Regions from separate parts of the Homo sapiens genome. Here region 2 is linked to region 1. A link is a loop called in an ENCODE intact Hi-C map of the cell type or tissue named here. Cell type or tissue: GM12878. All regions are shown on one strand. Each heading gives the region's core, and the rest is flanking DNA. Links, peaks and the distances in the headings are about the cores only. Region 1 has its middle 9.1 kb from the start of LINC02660. Region 2 holds the start of LINC02639 (long intergenic non-protein coding RNA 2639).

Region 1 (9,046 bases), core at 420-8,419:
CTTCTAGCTCCAAATCCTTCAAGGATGTCCCATTTTGCTCAGAGCTTGTATTGCCTAGAAGCCCTGCACAATCTGTCCCCACCCTATGCACCATTGTTACTTCTCAGATTTGATCTCCTATTACATGCCCCTCTTTAAATATTATATATATATATATGTATGCTTTTTTTTTTTTGGGGGGGGACAGGGTCTCCCTCTGTTGCCCAGGCTGGAGTGTAGTGGTGTGATCTTCTCGGCTCACTGCAACCTCCACCTCCCGGGTTCAAGTGACTCTTCTGCCTCAGCCTCCTGAGTAGCTGGGATTATGGGTGCTCGCTACCATGCACGGCTAATTTTTGCATTTTTAGTAGAGACAGAGTTTCAGCATGTTGGCTGGGCTGGTCTCAAACTCCTGACCTCAATTAATCCACCCACCTTGGCCTCCCAAAGTGCTGGGATAACAGGCTTGAGCCACCCGCCCGGCCCTCTTTAAATATTTCTTCCTCAGAGTCTTTGCCTCTGGCTGGAATGTTCTCCCCTTGAAGACACCTCCAGGTCTTTGCAGACATCTGCTTCCCTTGTCTGGCCCTGCTATGCAGCTCTGTGCTTTATCTACAGCCATGGCATAGGAAGCAGCCTGAGACATGACACGGCTGCCTCATGCCCAGCTTGTTGAGTACCACGTGACCTCCCTGCAGGTAAGGACATTTGTCTGCATTATTTTCTGCTTGCTCAGGACCTGGCATGAAAGAGGCATTAGATACATATTTGCTCTTCTTGCATTTTTTTCATGATTAGGCATATTCTGTTTTGGCTCCTTGTAGAGCTCTTGGATTAGGTTCAATTTGCTAAACGTGTAAACCTATAAATTTTAGGATGCTTTTATCCAGAGCTGTTTCATTTCATCATCTTTCCAACCCTGGGAAGTAAGGGCTATTATATTATTATTATTATTATTATTATTATTATTATTATTATTATTCCTTCTTTACATTTAAGGAAGCTGAGGCCCAGAGAACTTCACAGCCAAGACCCAGCAAAGCCAAGCTGATGCTTGGATCTTTGATTGAAACTGTGCTCATTCCACCTCTTTATACTGCCCTTTAGAAAGGGTCAGTGATGGCCGGGCCTGGCAGCTCATGCCTGCAATCTAAGCACTTTGGGAGGCTGAAGCAAGAGGGTTTCTTGAGCCCAGGAGTTTGAGACCAGCCTGGGCAACATGGCAAAACCCTGTGTTTACAAAAAAATACAAAAAGTAGCCAGCCATAGTGGTGCACATGCCTGTGGTCCCAGCTACTCTGGAGGCTGAGGCAGGAGGATTGCTTGAGCCTGGGAGTTGAGACTGCAGTGAGCCATGACCACACCCTGCACTCCAGCCTGGGCAACAGTGAGAGACCTTGGAAAAGAAAGAAAAGAAAGGAAAGAAAGAAAGGAAAGAAAGAAAGAAAGAAAGAAAGAAAGAAAGAAAGAAAGAAAGAAAGAAAGAAAGAAAGAAAGAAGGAAGGAAGGAAGGAAGGAGGGAGAAAGAAAGAAAGAAAAGAAAGAAAGAAAAAGAAAAGAAAGAGAAAAAAAGAAAGGATCAATGAGATGGTAGCACTTTGACACACTTTTTTTTTATTATGCACTTTTTTAATTGAAGATAATTAGGAAACTAGGAAGAAAAAGCAAAATTAAATAAAATAATTGTAAAACTGAATGAGAGTTAGCTTATGAAGAATCAAAAGCACTTAACCAAGACACAGCGTAAAGACGACTGAACTAGGCCGGGCGTGGTGGCTCACGCCTGTTATCCCAGCACTTTGGAAGGCTGAGGCGGGTACATCATTTGAGGTCAGGAGTTCAAGACCAGCCTGTCCAACATGGTGAAACTCTGTCCCTACTAAAAATACAAAAATTAGCTGGGTGTGGTGGTGGGTGCCTGTAGTCCCAGTTACTCAGGAGGCTGAGGCAGGAGAATCCCTTGAACCCGGGAAGGGGAGGCTGCAGTGAACTGAGATCACGCCACTGAACGCCAGCCTGGGTGACAGAGTGAGACTCCGTCTCAAACAAACAAACTAACTAAAAAACCCACTGAACTAAAAGTCAGGATATGTGGTTTAAGGGCTAACTGTTCTTACATAAAATATACAACTTTGGAAATTGTATTCACACTTGCTGAGCCTTCGGTTTCTTATCTATAAAATGGGGTTAAAAATACCTACTTCATTGGCAGGCCATGGTGGCTCATGCCTGTAATCTCAGCAGTTTGGGAGGTACAGGTGGGATGATTCATTGAAGCTAAGTGTTTGAAATCAGCCTGGGCAACACTGCAAGACCTCATCTCTACTAAAAATAAAAAAAATTAGCTGAGTATGGAGGCACATGTCTGTAGTCAGCTATTCTAGAGGCTGAAGCAGGAGGATTGCTTGGGCCCAGGATTTGGAGGCTGTAGTGAGGTATGATAGCACCACTGCATTCCAGCCTGGGGCACAGATTGAGACCCTGACTCTAAAAAAAAACCACAAAAAATACTGTGTTCTATGCTCATTCCGTGGGTGACGGGATTTTTTGTGTCCCAGACCTCAGCATCATGTAATATACCCGTGTAACAAATCTGCACATGTTCCCCTGTATCTAAAATAAAAGTTGAAGAAAAAACAAAAAAAAATCTACTTTATAAAAGTGATTATGTGAGAACATAGTGTGGAAAAAAACATTTTAAATTATATCCCTATATGAGTGTAAGGCATCACTGCCATAACTTTGAAAAATAGTGTGTTTCACCTAGAAACACTGAACCTCCAAACAATCTAAACATTTAAATGAATGTATTTCAAATCCATCTATGTGAAATTTATAAAATTTATAATAGTCATGTAATGACCAAATTATATAGAGACTTATTAGTCAGATCAACCAATACATATTGAGTTCTCATTATATTCTTAACAATATGCCAGTTTCTATGTTGGGAATCAAAGAAATATACACTCCCAGTCTGGGTGTAGTGGCTCACAGGTGTAACCCCAGCATTTTGGGAGGCCAACATGGGTGGATCATTTGAGCCCAGGAGTTTGGGACCAGCCTGGGCAACATAGTGAGACCCAGTTTCTACAAAAAGTACAAAAACTTAGCCAGGCATGGCGGCACATGCCTGTGGTCCCAGCTACATAGGAAGCTGAGGTGGGAAGATCCCTTGAATCTGGGAGGATGAGGCTGCAGGGGGCCACGATTATGTCACTGTGCTCCAGCCTGAGTGATAGCAAGATCCTGTCTCAAAACAAAACAAAACAAAAACTACACTACCAGATCCTTTCCATAAGAAAATTAACAAATGACTACACATGTACTTATACATTCAAAATAATTTAAGTAATGAAACATTATATGAGAAAGTATACATTTTCCCCTTGATTTATTAATGCTGTCAACATTCAATACATGTCTGTTACAATTAGCTCTTGTGTGTGCTCTTACATTTGTGAGTCCAGCACCACACTTTCAGTTCAACGTACTGCTGGGACACAGGATTCAGGTGCACTACTACCAAGCGGGATCTTGATTTAGATGTCCTGACTTAGCAGTCAACTCCCTTTAACAGGACAGGGTAAAAGTGCAGTCTGTGTCAGCTCTATTAGATTTCCTCTTAATTAGCTTATTTTCACACAAAAAAATAGTTACGAAGAATAGTGTACAGTTTGGATAACTTTAAAAGTTATGTATCAGGTTTGGTGCAAAAGTACCAAAAATGGTGGTTGGTTTTAACCTCAATTACTTTTACACCAACCCAATGAAATGTTTGCTCCCATGACCCAGTGAAGAGTTAGGGCATCATCTTATTAGGATATCGCTCAGAAGCCTGGCCACTCTCTGGGCATCATACTCCTGAAAGAAATGGTCTTGCGACATCTACTGTTTTGGAATTAATTGACAGCAATGCATAAAGGTTTGTGTGGTTGATTTGTTGTACTGTTCTTCATTTGAGAATGAATTATACTATCCAAGGAATATGTTGAAACAAACTGGACTTTTTTTTTGTTTGGCAACCTATATCGTCAATCATTATAAGCACAAGTACATTCAAGAAACCATCAGTACTGTCTGTGAGGTTCTGCACACACTTTCCAGGGGATGCAGGCTCAGGGCTGGGCCATCAGGGGTCCTTCATCAAGAACAAGGGTGACCTCACAGAACCTTTTCTAAAAATTCTCTCACGGAAAGTCCCTTTTCTGTTTACACCTCTTGATTCCTCTTTGGCCTCTTTTGTTTCACAGCAAAACAGAAGTAGAAAGAGGTGCTCTCGTGACGGCAGTGCCACGTCGCTTCACAGACCTTTTGTGCTGACAGCTCCCTGGCCACTAATTAACTTCTAAGTATTTATGTTGGTGCAAAAGTCATTGAAAGTAATTGTGGTTTTTGCCATTTAAAGTAATTTTTGCCATTTAAAGTAATGGCAAAAACCACAATTACTTTTGCACCAACCTAATATTTAAAAGGCAGAACACCAGTTTTTGATAGAGTAAAATAATTAATAACACTTCACTGTAAATATTTTTCTCCTGTATTTCCTAGCACTGGATGAGTGTCTAGCCTCTGAGTCAGCTTTTACTGACAGTTCAAGCTTGGTGGAAAATAACTTCTAAAGAACAAGGAAACCAAATAGCATATGATTCCTAAGCAGAAATGAAGGGATTTTAATACAAAGTAGTTGATGTTCAGAGATCACTGGGACACAGTGTGATCCAGAATGGAAGTGGAGTTGGAGTCATGTATGTGAGGATGGGAGAGAAAGAGAGGATCTAGAGAGAAGGGGAGACAGTGAAGGATGGCAGAACAAGCGCATGCCAGGGAGGGTGAGCACACTGAGATACTCAGGACAGGGGCGCTTTAGGGGTACAGTAGCTGCCAGGCAGCAGATGGAGTACGGGGACTTGAAGGGAAGCAGGAGCACCAGCTGGGGGTCCCTACTGCAGTGCGCTACATAAGAGGTGATGGAGGCTTGCCCTCAGGTGGCGCAGACGAGGCCATGAGAAGCTGTTAGATTCAAGATATATTGATATATTCTATATCTCATTCTATTGATATATATATATATACACACATCAATATCAATATATATCTTATTCTATTGATATATATACAGAACAATATATATCTCATTCTATTGATATATATCAATAGAATATAGCTATAATATCTAATATAGAATATAATATCTCATTCTATTGACATATATTGACATATTGATATACTGATATATATATATATATATATTGATATATTCTGATGACTGTTTTTGTGTTGTTGTTTGTTTGTTCATTTGAGGCAGGGTATCTCTCTGTGGCTTAGGCTGGAGTGCAGTGGAACAATCTCGGCTCACTGCAACCTCTGCCTCCCGGGCTCCCACTTCAGCCTCCAGAGTAGCTGGGGTTACAGGTGCCCACCGCCATGCCTGGCTAATTTTTGTACTTTTGGTAGAGATGGGGTTTTACTGTGTTGGCCAGGCTGGTTTCGAACTCTTGGCCTCAGGTGATCTGCCTGCCTTGACCTCCCAAAGTGTTGGTATTACAGGTGTGAACCACCACGCCCCGCCTGAGATGACTGTTGATAGGACACGCTAATGAAGGTAAGAGAGGGAGAAGAAAAATAGATGACTTTATTTTGTGACCTGAGTAATGAGATAAAAGCCTGGGCTATTTCCTGAGATGGGAAAGACTGAAGATATGGCAGCATTTGGGGAGGATGTCAAAAGTTAGATGAGGACCAGGTGACGCTTTAACTCTATTAAATATCCAAGCAAAGGTGACTGCAAGGCATTTGGATATAAGGAGGTAAGGCACATTGAGTGTTGGCTAAAACAAGGCATACCTGTGACAATGGACCCAAACTCAGGCCAAAAAAATTGGGGTTAAGAGTAATACATTCAGTAATCAGATTAGTACAGTCAGACAAGAATTATTAATTTCTTGCCATGTCCAAAACACTGTCATAAGCCCCATGGGAGTAAATTAGGCAGTCCTAGAAATCAGCCTGGAGGAAGACACAGATGGAAACAATTCTGATACCAGGTATGCTAAGATATGTTTATAACAATAAAGCAAGCTCTATTGGTATGAGGGGACAGAAAGAGTGAGGTCTTTTGATTTGAAAATACCCCTTGAGGTAGGATTAGGGATAAACCTAAAGGATTGTGTAGACTAAAGGATAAGGCTTTTTAAACAAACAAATCACTTTAGCAACAGTGCACTTGAGGAGGTGCTTGTGGAAGGACAGGCAGGCTGATCGGGCAAGGATGTCGGGTGCAGAAGGTTTGCAGTGGCAGAGAGGGCAGGAGAGGCAGACCAGAGGTCTGATAAGGACTTTGGCTTTAATTCTGAAATAATGAGGAACCACCGAAGCCTTATCACTGGGGGATTTCCATGCTCAGGTTGTTGTTTTAGGAAATTGAAGAGAAAAGATGGACCACCATGAGGGAGACGCTACAAATACTGGCCTCATCTTTCCACCTGGATAGTTACCAGCAAACAGTGTGGTTCAGAAACTAATTCTAAATTCGTATGTGGTTCTTGAAGGCCCAGAAAGAGGAAAAATAGAAAATAGTAGAGGAGTTTCTGACTGAGTTATCATACAGCAAAGCCTAGGAGGTTGAGGGGATTGAAGGGAAGAAGTGGCCGACTCTGCCACGTTGGGGTTAGGGAAATAGGGAGTGTCACCAAAGAGGACACTGCAGTTATCTGAGTTAGGTGGTCTGGAGGGAGGACATTTTCCAGAGTCCAGGAGAACACAAGTCAAAGTCATAATCATCCATCTCTCCTATGTTGGGTTCATACCATTAGATAAAGTATGATAATATCACAACAATTTAGGTCAGAGGTTCAGAGGTTCTCTGAAATGAACCATTTCATAAAAAAAAAATAAAAAAAAAGGAATGTCCGGGCACGGTGGCTCACACCTGTAATCCCAGCACTTTGGGAGGCTGAGGTGGGTGGATCACGAGGTCAAGAGATCGAGACCATCCTGGCGATTGAAACCCTGTCTCTACCGAAAATACAAAAATTAGCTGGATGTGGTGGCGGGTGCCTGTAATCCCAGCTACTCAGGAGGCTGAGGTAGGAGAATTCCTTGAACCCAGGAGGCAGAGGTCACAGTGAGCTGAGACCACACCACTGCACTCCAGCTTGGCGACACAGTGAGACTACGTCTCAAAAAAAAAAGAAACATAATTTTCTAAGCATAATTTTCTCAATTTTTTAAGCTTATTGACAAAAATGTATTAGCCATAACACTCACTTATCTATGCAACAACTTTTTAGTTTTCTGTTCTCTTTTCTTTTTCTTTCTTTTATTATTTGAGCCCAAGCATTGAATACACAGTTACTTTTAGACACAAGTAGATTCAATTTTGTAGTGACAGCTGTGTTTCTAAATTGCCCGTCTTCGTTTCTCTTCAGATTCTTTATCTGTAAAATTAGCAAAGTGGCAATCTTCTGTTATGGCCCCGGTGGGGATTGAAGTGATTAGGTGACCACATACCTTGAAAACAGAAATTGTTTTGAGAACATTATAGCCTCAGGGCCTTACAGCTTTGGCCAAAATGGCCACAATAGGGTAATTTCCTTATTACTATTCTTTAATGAACCTAATTCTCTTAGGCAAGATTAGGGGAAAAAAAGAAGGGGGAGAAAAGTGAGAACAGGCAACAGGCTGCAGTGATTTCTTCTCTGGTTTAGTATTTACAAAAAGCCCATGGAGAAAACACCACCATAATGTAGAGAAGGGACAGATGCTCACAGAGTGTCAGATATGCCTGCAAGTCACACAGCTAGTTAGTGACACGAGGGCTGGGCGGGGTGGGGGACGGGGTGGAAAGGGGAGGAGGAAGGGGGAGTACGAAACCAATTCAAATCACAGTTAAAAACACCATCACTACATAGGCTTTCTAGGCCCAAGCCAGTCTATCATCAACATGAGGCATCCCTCAGATCCTTTTACAAAAATCGGTATTAGTTTACATATCTCTCTCAAATCTGAAGGTTGATATGATTTACCTTAAAATTCAGAGATCTAACAAGATTTCACCTATTGGGAGTTCCACAGTGACTTCTGAACATGCGAGCTGAAGGTAAATTATTCTTCTGGGTTCAGGCTGACTGTCTCGCTATCTCTTAAAATCTGTGTTGTTACGAACAAACAATCATCTAAGGCATTTATGAGTCGTGAGCTGTAATGTTGTTAAAACTGAATCACAGAGAAAGCATGGAAGACTCAGGCCCTGCGTGCAGCAGATGGGGTCTTAGGTACCCGAAGGGGCCTCGCCTGCCAAGGCTTAGTGTTTGTATATGAAAACATTCCTATGGTAACGGACCGAGTAAACACGAGAAAACAAACCGGCCAAATGTTATCGTTGAAGCTCTTCACTTCCAGAGGGAGGGTTTAGACTCCCTATTTCTCCACAACTTTTGATTACCAAAATGTGCATTCAGCTTTCTCGATTTTGTTTGGAAAGAAATGAATGAACAACAGCAGAAGCAACATCGGGGGAAACACTTGCCAGTGTCCTGAGCAATTCCTTTGGCTTGTTTATAACCAAATACAGCAGCGGGGCAGGAACACCATGACCTCTGCACGCTCAACCTCTCCAGGAATTCTTTTGGAGCCACTGTGACGCGGCACCAGCCTCACTGCACATCTTTGTTCTTTTTGGTGTTTTCTAAACTGAGTTCCTTTTTTTTTTTTAAAAAAAAAAATACCAACGTGTTCAAATTCTATGCATTGTTTTTATGAATGAGGGTTCTTGAAGGAAGCAAAGTTCTCGCAGGGTGATTCAAACGAGGAGCTCTTGGTGGAGACAACTCACAGACTTAACTCTCAGCAGAGTGAGGTGTCAGCACACCTGAAAACATAATTGTCATGTGCTGTCTGGGTCCAAAAGACCCTTTGTATTTGTACATTTTAAACATTTTAAAGTTTTTCTACAGGTAATTTACAGGTGTGAAAAGTAAACTTTTCATTAGAGAAAATGTTCCTGGTGGTCCTTAGAGATATATTTGTGGTGGGCAGACTTCTAAACAGCTGCCGATAACACCCG
Region 2 (9,046 bases), core at 780-8,779, 67 kb before region 1:
CCACCAAAAATTATAAGCAATTCCTATTTCAAATAGTATCTGTAGAGATTTGATTTGCATCCTAAATAGGGATTTGCAGATTAGCTATTTATAGCATTCCATACACAGAATGCCAACTGATTTTAATACCACTCCTGGGCTTTTGTAATAGGAGATGAAAGGGGAAAAAACAACTTTCCGAAACGTACAGCTTTATTTTTTCCCATTTATTTAATATTTGGAAAGATCAGCTGTATATTGCAAAAGTGGTTATTTTGTTTGAGATTAGCTTTCTTTCAGAAGTTAAATCAATTTTACTTCTGTTGTATTCAACTGCCGTGATTTAGCTGGAACATGGAAACACAGAAAATGAAGGCGGGGAACATGCCTTCATTTGGCATCAGGCTTGGACAGAAGAGAGAGAATTTCCCATTTCCTATTGAAAGAACATCTGCATCAACATTTTCTAAACAACACTGAGCATTACATTAAAATGATATCTTCGATGTATTGTTTCTACTTGGAGAAATTACACAGGCTACAAAAGAGTCACTTCTCCGGATGAATGACATAATAGGGACACAGGCAATCATATCATTGTGATGACTTTTAGAATCTGTAATTTGCACCCCTCTTGTTGGTGCCCTAATGATACTGCCATGAACTTATGTAACAGCATGAAGAATTCTGGATGTTAAAAATTAAGTCTCATATTTGTTCTTATATCCAATTTAACCTGAATTAAATGTATGCTTTGGGAGAAATTGTAGTTGGAGCAGTTTTAGGTTGCTTGGGTGCATCTGAAAAGTCACGACATACCATAGAAATAAAACAGCTTCATTTTGTTTAGTAAGCACTTACTAAATGTCTGCTCAGCAAAGGTATAAGGCAATGGAAGTATGAGAATGAATTTGTAATTACAGTAAAATGACCAGACAGCCAATTTCCTCAAAAATTAAGGAACGGCCGGGGGTGGTGGCTCATGCCTCTAATCCTAACACTTAAGAGGCTGAGGCAGGCAGATCGCTTGAGTCCAGGAGTTCAAGACCAGCCCTAGCAATATGTGAATCCCTGTCTCTACAAAAAATTAGCTGGACAAGATGGTGTATTCCTGCAGTCTCAGCTACTCAGGAGGCTGAGGTAGGAGGGTTTGAGCCCAGGAGACAGAGTTTGCAGTGAGCTGAGATCACACCACTGCACTCCAGCCTGGGCAACAGAGTGAAACCCTATCTCAAAAACAGCAAAAATAAAACAGAAACAGAAAAGAGAAAGAAAGGAGTTTCATATATAACAGTTTGGTGATAGTGTCTCCATTTTCATAACTTTTATGTGAACTAATCGTTTTCCCTACAATTACTCTGTGAAGAAGTTCATGTACTATAACTCCCATTTTATGAGTGAAGAGACAGAGATTTAAATTTCAAGGTGTCCTATGGTTAATCACTTTCTTCAGGATGAAGACCACAGCCACGTATCCTGTCTTTTTGTTCAGTGCTTTAACTTTATTCAACGGTAATAGCTTATGAAATGAAAGAGATGAAAATATCTTACCATTCATCAAGTGGACGAGGATGATGTTTAAGGAAATGTAATAGACCATCACTGAAATACAAAACTCTTTCTGTCAGTATCTTTATTCTCTAAACACTGGCTAATATTGCAGAGCCTGGAGGCAAGTTTATGTCTTTCTTTTAAAGATGCTTATCAAAGTATAAAGCATTATTTGAAATCAATTGAAAGGAGATTTTTTTCTGAAGGCAGTGTCTGGCTAGTCTTGAAAAAGAGAAGACATTTTCTGAGAATCCCACTGGGAAAGACAGAATCTTTATAGAGGCAGAAAAATAAAGGTCTGTAGACAACCAGAGCTGACATGAATGGAACAGTTTAGAAAAGACACACAACATCCCGACGGGAGGCCGCGTTCCTGGAAAGCTAGACTATCACACAGCTGGCAGGTGGAAAATAAACCCTTAGACATCTCATGCCTGTATCAGGGAGTCTGTCAGGGGGGTGGTGCCCTAAGATGTCGTGGGCACAGGTGCTGTCAAATATTTTGAAGTAACCGGGTGTGGTGGCTCACACCTGTAATCCCAGCACTTTGGGAGGCTGAGGTGGAAGGATCACTTGAGCCTAGGAGTTTGAGACCAGCCTGGGCAACATAGTGTGACCTTGTCTCTACAAAAAAATTTAAAATTTAGCCAGGCATCGTGGCATCCACCCCTAGTCCCAGCCACTTGGGAGGCTGAGGCTGGAGGATCACTTGAGCCCTGGAGGTTGAGGTTGCAGTGAGCTGTGATTGCACCACTGAACTCCAGCCATGGCAACATAGCAAGACCATGTCTCAGAAAAACAAAAAAAAAAGAAAAAAAATAAAAACCAAACAAACAAAAAAGTGATATTCCAGGGTTTTCCTAAAGTGCTCCCAAGGTTCCCTGGCTCAGACCAACACCTGTTCAGAAGTCCTCCTGCCCGTCCTGAACTGCTCCAGTAATCCCTCATTCAGAGGACGGGATTACAAGGATTCTTCTGAGCAGCTGCTGTGCCCCAAGGATGCTCCCAGGGCTTGTCCTGTACCCTCTGAATGGCAGTAACAGTGACACTCCAAGACCAAGAGAGAGGCCGCCCTGGTGGGGTTCCGCTTGCTCACTCGCGCGTGGTGCAGTCTGGGGCACATTATTTATTTAAGCCATGTGAACTCCAGCTGCCAACCTAAAATGAGGATGATGCTACTATCTACTTCATGGATTATTCTGAGGACAAAAGGAGCTAACCCACGTACAATGCACGGCTCTCCACCCAGGACTAAGAAAGGTTCACTGCAGTGGCTTCTGTTTTTGATGCTGTATCAGTAAGTCATCAGTTTAATGAAATGAGGTAAGTACTACATCACCCTCAGTCCAGGGAAAACTAAGTGTCTTATCCAAGGATGTACGTCTGCAGGAGGGTAGCAGGGGAGAATGGGGCCGGCTGGATCCCTAGTAGTTTCTGAGATCCAAAGACGGTTTCTAGAGTAGCTCTTGAGGACAACCAGCTGTCATACAATACGTACTCATAGGAAAGGCTTTGAGAAGGATTAAATGCATCTGTGTTTGAATTTTGTGTATCCCTCCTCCTCAGCAACACCTGATCCCTCTGTCTGAGACACATGGATGAGATTCCTGAGAAGGAAGCTGGGCGGTTGTTTCTTGGTTTGGAGCAGAGGAGGAAGTGTTACATATGGTGTTGAGATGCTGGCACTGGATCTCACCCTTCCTCTGTATGACTGTCCTTCATGTGATAGGACCACACTTGTCACCGTCCTACCTACATCCCAGCGCCAGTCTCCACCTCATCCAGAGGCGGTTAATAAATGCTCCCTCAATGGATGTCAAACAAGTTTTCATTATGTGTAAGAACGATTTCTAAAACCAGGTCTTATTGTCCCCTTGACTGTGGTCAAAAAATGTTTAGAATTATAGATAGATAGTCACAAAACATTGAAATCCCTATGGTGAAATTATCATCAGCTCTATTTTATATTAGGTTGCCAATTTCTGCAGACTAGATTATTATCTTGTGTAGGGAAGCCACTGGGTTTATTCATCTTTGTTTCAGTAAATGTGCATATCACCCAGTTCTTTTTCATTTGCCGCCTCAGAAAACATTCTTGCTATTGGATTAAATTTAAAAAGATTAAGTAATAATTTAAAGATTACTAAAAAATATCATGATTTATAGTCTTTGAAGAAAATGAAGAAGGTCAAAAGTTTAAGAGACCTCAGTGAAGTTGTACAGAATTGCAAAACAATTAGTATATTTACTCAACAGTTTTCAGCAATATGTACTAAATTGGTTGAATTAATGATGGCATTTAATATTAAACACATTTTAACTTTTTTATTCTAATTAATAAAACTTTGAGCTAAAGGTATCTTAAATATCTGTTATATTGAACTGAAAATTGCCCATGATATGGGCATAAAATGTCTTACATATATTCCTCTTATAAATGTTTTATATACTTAAGAAAATTGTATTCTATACACATATAATTGAATCTTTGTTAGTTATTCTAACATCAGTTATACATCTGTAAAACTGATTTTTAAACTTGTTCAAATTAATAATTTCCAACTGTTTGTTAAATCTCTTAAAATTGTATTAAGTCTGCTGATAACTGTTAATAGCAATGTAAATAGACTGACCTATTGAGTAATATTAAACCATTTGTTTAAATTTTTCCTCTATGAGGGATTTGAAAACTACACCAACTTTACTGTTACTTCCTTCTGAGAAAAACAAAATTTAAATAAACAATTCCCTGCTCCTTCCTCCAGTACATAAAATATATACAGGTTTTTTTAAAAAATCAAACTACTTTCTGAATTTTCAAGTCATTTTTTGAGATTGTTCCGTTGTTGAATTATGATTTTGAATTAAAAAGAAACTAGTCGCTTAATGAGTTAGCTGCTTGTCAAAGGCAGACAGAAGTTCTGTCAACCGTTTCCAGCAGGAGTCGATTTCACAGCCAACGACAATCAGCAGAAGCAAGTTTACAAATTACAGGCTGAGGACAATGGGGCAGAGATAAGCTACTCTATTAAAAGCAGGAAAACACAGAGGCCCCACTCTGCTTGCTTCGCAGGACTTCCCCATGGAAGTTCCTGCTTTGCAGCTTAGTATTCCCCTCGAAGCATGGGTGCTGTTGCTAACAACACAGCAGTGGCTGGACTTGCTACTGATGCTCTCTTAGGGCATCCTGGTTGGTTCAGTGTATATGGCAGACCCCATATATCTTTAAAAGTTATGGGACTCATAGATGTTTAAATCTGTGCCACAGAATTCCAACATGCCAGCTACTCTCTCATCAATACAAGTCAACAACAGCATGGCACTGTCTTTTTTCTCCCCAATTTGTATAGATTATAGTGTGGCCTCAGTTTTTTTTCTTGTATTCCTGCTATACCTAAATACTTTCTGGAAAACTCATACTTAATTTTAAAGGTATTTATGATCATATGCATTTGTATCTCTAGCTCTCTTGTATTGTAAAGCATTCGTATCTAGAGCTAGAGTAAATGTGAAACTGTCTGATATTTTTCACTTTGTTTTAAAACTGCATGGGTAGCAATGTCTTCAATCTTAGCTTCGTGGAAAATAGCATTTCTACATTTCCTGGATTTGATCCAACTATTGAAATTGAAAATTGAATTGAAAATTGGAGCCACACATCTTGTCAAGTCCACCAGTGCTCACAATTGGGACTAGTGGTTTACAATTACCCAGGGGAAAATCCCACTCTAAAAGAACTCAGTCTCACCCTGACCAAATAAGGCATTCATAATGCAACACTTCTGTAATACTTATATTCACACTGAAATAAAGCTTTCATTTGAGAGCCATCTTACATACACACTCATATGTTATTTGTTAATATTATTTGTATTTTTAACTGTCAAGCTAAGTAATTTAGTGCTCTTTTCTTCCCCCAGCAAAATAATACACTCACAAGACACACACATAGGCACAAATCTCACATGTAATTGAACATTTCTCTACCATTTTTGACAATGTACCAACCGTGTTTCAGCCACATGGAGTTAATGGAAGCACTGAGTTGCCAACCCAACTATTTCTAGTATTTATTGAGGGCGACACTTCCTCGGAGATGGGAAGGACTCTCAAGTCAAGGACTTGGTTCAGATCCCCGCTTCACCAGTTCATACTTCAGTTCCCTGTGCCTCAGTTTACTTATGCAAGATATGGCACCTACCTCCTGTGTTTCTTGTAAGGATAGAATCAGTTGATATATTGGAAACAATTAGAACAATATCTGGCATATAGTAATTGCTGTATTTGTATTGGTTTTTCATCTCCCCAAATTAAAAAAAATAAACAAAAACTTCTAGATTTCTTGTAAGCATAGAATCAGTTAACATACTCCAAACAATTAGAACGATGTCTGGCATATAGTAATTGCTGTGTTTGTATTGGTTTTTCATCCCCCCTCCATTAAAAAGAACAACTCACCATCTCACAATTATTCAGAATGGTTTAAAAATTAAATTTAAATCACATCCTTTGAAAATGTTTGTGTAACATATCTGTTCATGAGTATGTGACTGATGATGTCTTTCTGACATCTGTGCGTGGTTTCAATCATTCTTATTAGTTTAATAGTGCTCTGCAGTAATTTCTCGACACTTCTCAAACGTAAGTGATTCTCTGGGAATTTTCATCTAGCTTCTAACTCCCAGACAGCAGAATCATACGAATAATTTTGGGAGCCCCCAAAGCTATTCATTCTCTTGGTTTAAACTGGGCTAAAGAAACTCAGGGTCCAGTTCTGAGATGACACGATTTTCTAGAATGATTAATTAGTCCCCTTGGGTCAGAGCCATTTCACCCCACTTTAAACATTATTTCTTCTAAATGCAATGCATCACAAATCCTCCATGCTGCCTATTAGGTGGCTCAGAGAAGTGAGAGGGCAGATAATGCCCATTAGATGAAGTATAATGGTGACATTAGTCTGATAAGAATACATTGTGCTTCTAGAGTATTCAAAATGCTTAAATGGCATTACTATAATTTCGTCAGCATTTACCCTAATGGACTGAGAGAATTAAAGTGCTGCAAATATGTACATTTTGTCTAACTATCGTGTGCCTTTCAGTGTATTTCTTCATTCAGCATGGATGTGCAGGCTGAGCCTGCCCTGGCCACTTGACATACAAAGCAGGATTAGTCCAGGAGAGATAAAATACGAAGAGTCGGTGCAACATAACATGAGCGGGGCTGGAATAGAAACGCTGTCCTGGGGCTGTGGGCTGCAGGAGCTGACAGTGTGTTACTGGGGTTGGATTTGCTGGGGTGGGGGTGTGGGTGGGGGTAGCCAAGGCTGCTGAAGGCGGAATGCGCAGCTGTCCTGAGGGAGGCTGAAGAGGCTTGGCACCCTCAGGGCTCTGTGTGTTTTATTGATAGGCTCAAACCCAAGACCAGCCTAAGGAAGACAGCCCACACTAAGACTAGAGAGGCAGGATGTGGATGACCAAGGGTCATGAAAGACTGGGTTAGATCTTGAGGACAGGCAGTGTTTGCAGGATTATACACAAAGATGCAGTGTAACCCGAATGGTGTTTTAGAAAAGTGCAACGAAGATGAAAATAGCTGAAATACTGCAGCAATAGCAGCTAAATGGGTGTTAAGGAACTGGGGCACTGACTGCTTTATGCACACAAGAAGCTATGGGGCCATTAGGAGACCAGGAGAGTCTGGTCAGGCGCTGTCCTGAGTGCTTTACCTGACACACCTCACTTAAATCTTCATATCTGTATGAGCAAGAGGCTCTAAAACCCTTCTGTTTTACAGATGTGGAAACTGATGCCCAGCAGCAAGGCTGGGTGACTCAGGCAAGGTCACAGCCAGGGCGAGACGTAGACTCTGTCTGTAGCCTCTTCCCCCATGTGTCTAATGACAAACCCAGAGCTTCCAAAGAACCTAACACAACCTGCTTTAGTGGGAAGAGGATCTTTCTCTGGGAAAGTGGAGAGGACGAAGGTCATTCAAGTTCAATGGCCCGGCACATTCAAGTTCAAGTGGCTCACACCCGTAATCCCAGGGCTTTGGGAGGCCAAGAAGGGAGGATCACTTGAAGCCAGGAGTTTGAGACCAGCTTTAGGGACACCCAGTCTCTACAAAAAAAAATTTTGACATTAAAAAACAATAGCCTGAATATTCCACAGGGCCAAACACCCTGGGCTTGTCATGAAAGGCAAGGCAAAGGGTTGCTCTTGTTTACCCAACCACACTCAGGTCGGTGTGGCAAGTGCACACAATACAATCCTGTTCAGGTAATTATGAGGAACCATAGATTTGATTCTGAACTTCCTTTTTTGACTAGAACAAAGAAGAAATAAGTGTAATTGTAAGAGTTCAAGAGTTCAAAACAAACCTGTTGCTCAGTAGTGTCACTAACTTTTCTTGGCTCTAAGACCCGTGAGTAGCATGTCAACGGGCCTCCGACAGCAGATGTGGGATAATAGCACAGCGCCCCCAAACACCCCCATGGGCGATGTCAGAGCAGATTGCATGAGACACCTTGGTCTTCTTGTTTATTATATTATACTACAAACGCACACATACATATACATACATATTTTATAGTATACATATATGCATATATATGAAAGCCACAAAGACACTGATAAAGCATATCATTATGCATCATAAAAATTAGAACTTTGCCAATATTTTGAAGTCTTTAGTTTTCCCTTCCCTGATAGAGTGCCAACTTGCTAAAATTTTGTGCTTATTACTTGCTTGATTTATAAAATATTTTTATCTATTTCACAGGCATTTTTTAACAATATATTATCTACTTTTGTAAGTTTTGAACTTCATATAAATGAAATTGGTCTATTTCTACTGTTGTGTTAATTCTCTTTTCAACATTAAGATTTTCGTATTTACCTATGTTGCTGACTGTGGTAGTTCATTCATTGTCACTGCTGTATGGTATTTTGGTGTTTTAATACGGCACATTTTATTTTCCATTCTCTTGTTAATGAACAATGGCCTGTTTCTTGTGCACCAATGTAGGCAAAGAAATAAAATCGAGCATAATTTAGTTTAAAAATGCAAAATAATATGGCTCAAATGTACAGCTTTCTGATCTTCTGTATTAAAAGTATGGCTTAGAATATCTGGAGGGCTAGAATTACCCCATATCTTCCCAGAATTCCCAATGCATCTGCCTTTTAATAACAACCAGCAGAGAACTAGTGATTATATTATCTGGCAATATTAGCATGCACAAATTCTCTTTTGCTAATAAGAACTCTATTTACTTTTATGTTAGTCAAAACAGAAGGCAAGATTTATGTTTCCCTATGAAGATGAAGAAACTGACTAGAACATTGCCTAATTGGAAGGCTATTTAATGTTCCAATGGAGAACAACCACAAACAAACAAGCAAACAAAAATGGGTGGTCCTGGCCCCAACAGTCAAGCTAGGAGGTGTATCTACAATAATCTTCATATGGATATTTTTCAAAATAGGTATTGCCAGTTCTCTCCTGCTTTCCT

What was found. A loop is a pair of places that touch in the nucleus more often than their neighbours do. Peaks named below come from ENCODE experiments on the same cell type or tissue, not always from the same donor. Only the 100,000 strongest peaks of a DNase experiment are listed, where the experiment ranks them.
Region 2: it touches region 1 in a loop (5-fold over the local background); 4 of 110 quality-filtered maps call a loop at or near these places.

Annotation. Positions count from the first base shown.
Region 1 is chr10:3,898,389-3,907,434 of GRCh38, forward strand. No RefSeq gene overlaps it. Among named protein-coding and RNA genes, the nearest start is that of LINC02660, 9.1 kb to the right of the region's middle. RefSeq lists enhancers at 3,742-4,790, 4,013-4,302. In GM12878, for the core only: a CTCF peak has its summit at 3,878; a DNase peak (open chromatin) is centred at 4,233; H3K27ac peaks cover 1,896 bases.
Region 2 is chr10:3,831,385-3,840,430 of GRCh38, forward strand. It overlaps LINC02639 (long intergenic non-protein coding RNA 2639), which reads left to right and starts at 2,566. Exons shown (of 2, transcript NR_134490.1): 1 at 2,566-2,853; 2 at 3,097-3,344. In GM12878, for the core only: no CTCF peak of the experiment used is centred there; DNase peaks (open chromatin) are centred at 4,547 and 5,227; H3K4me3 peaks cover 980 bases; H3K27ac peaks cover 3,422 bases.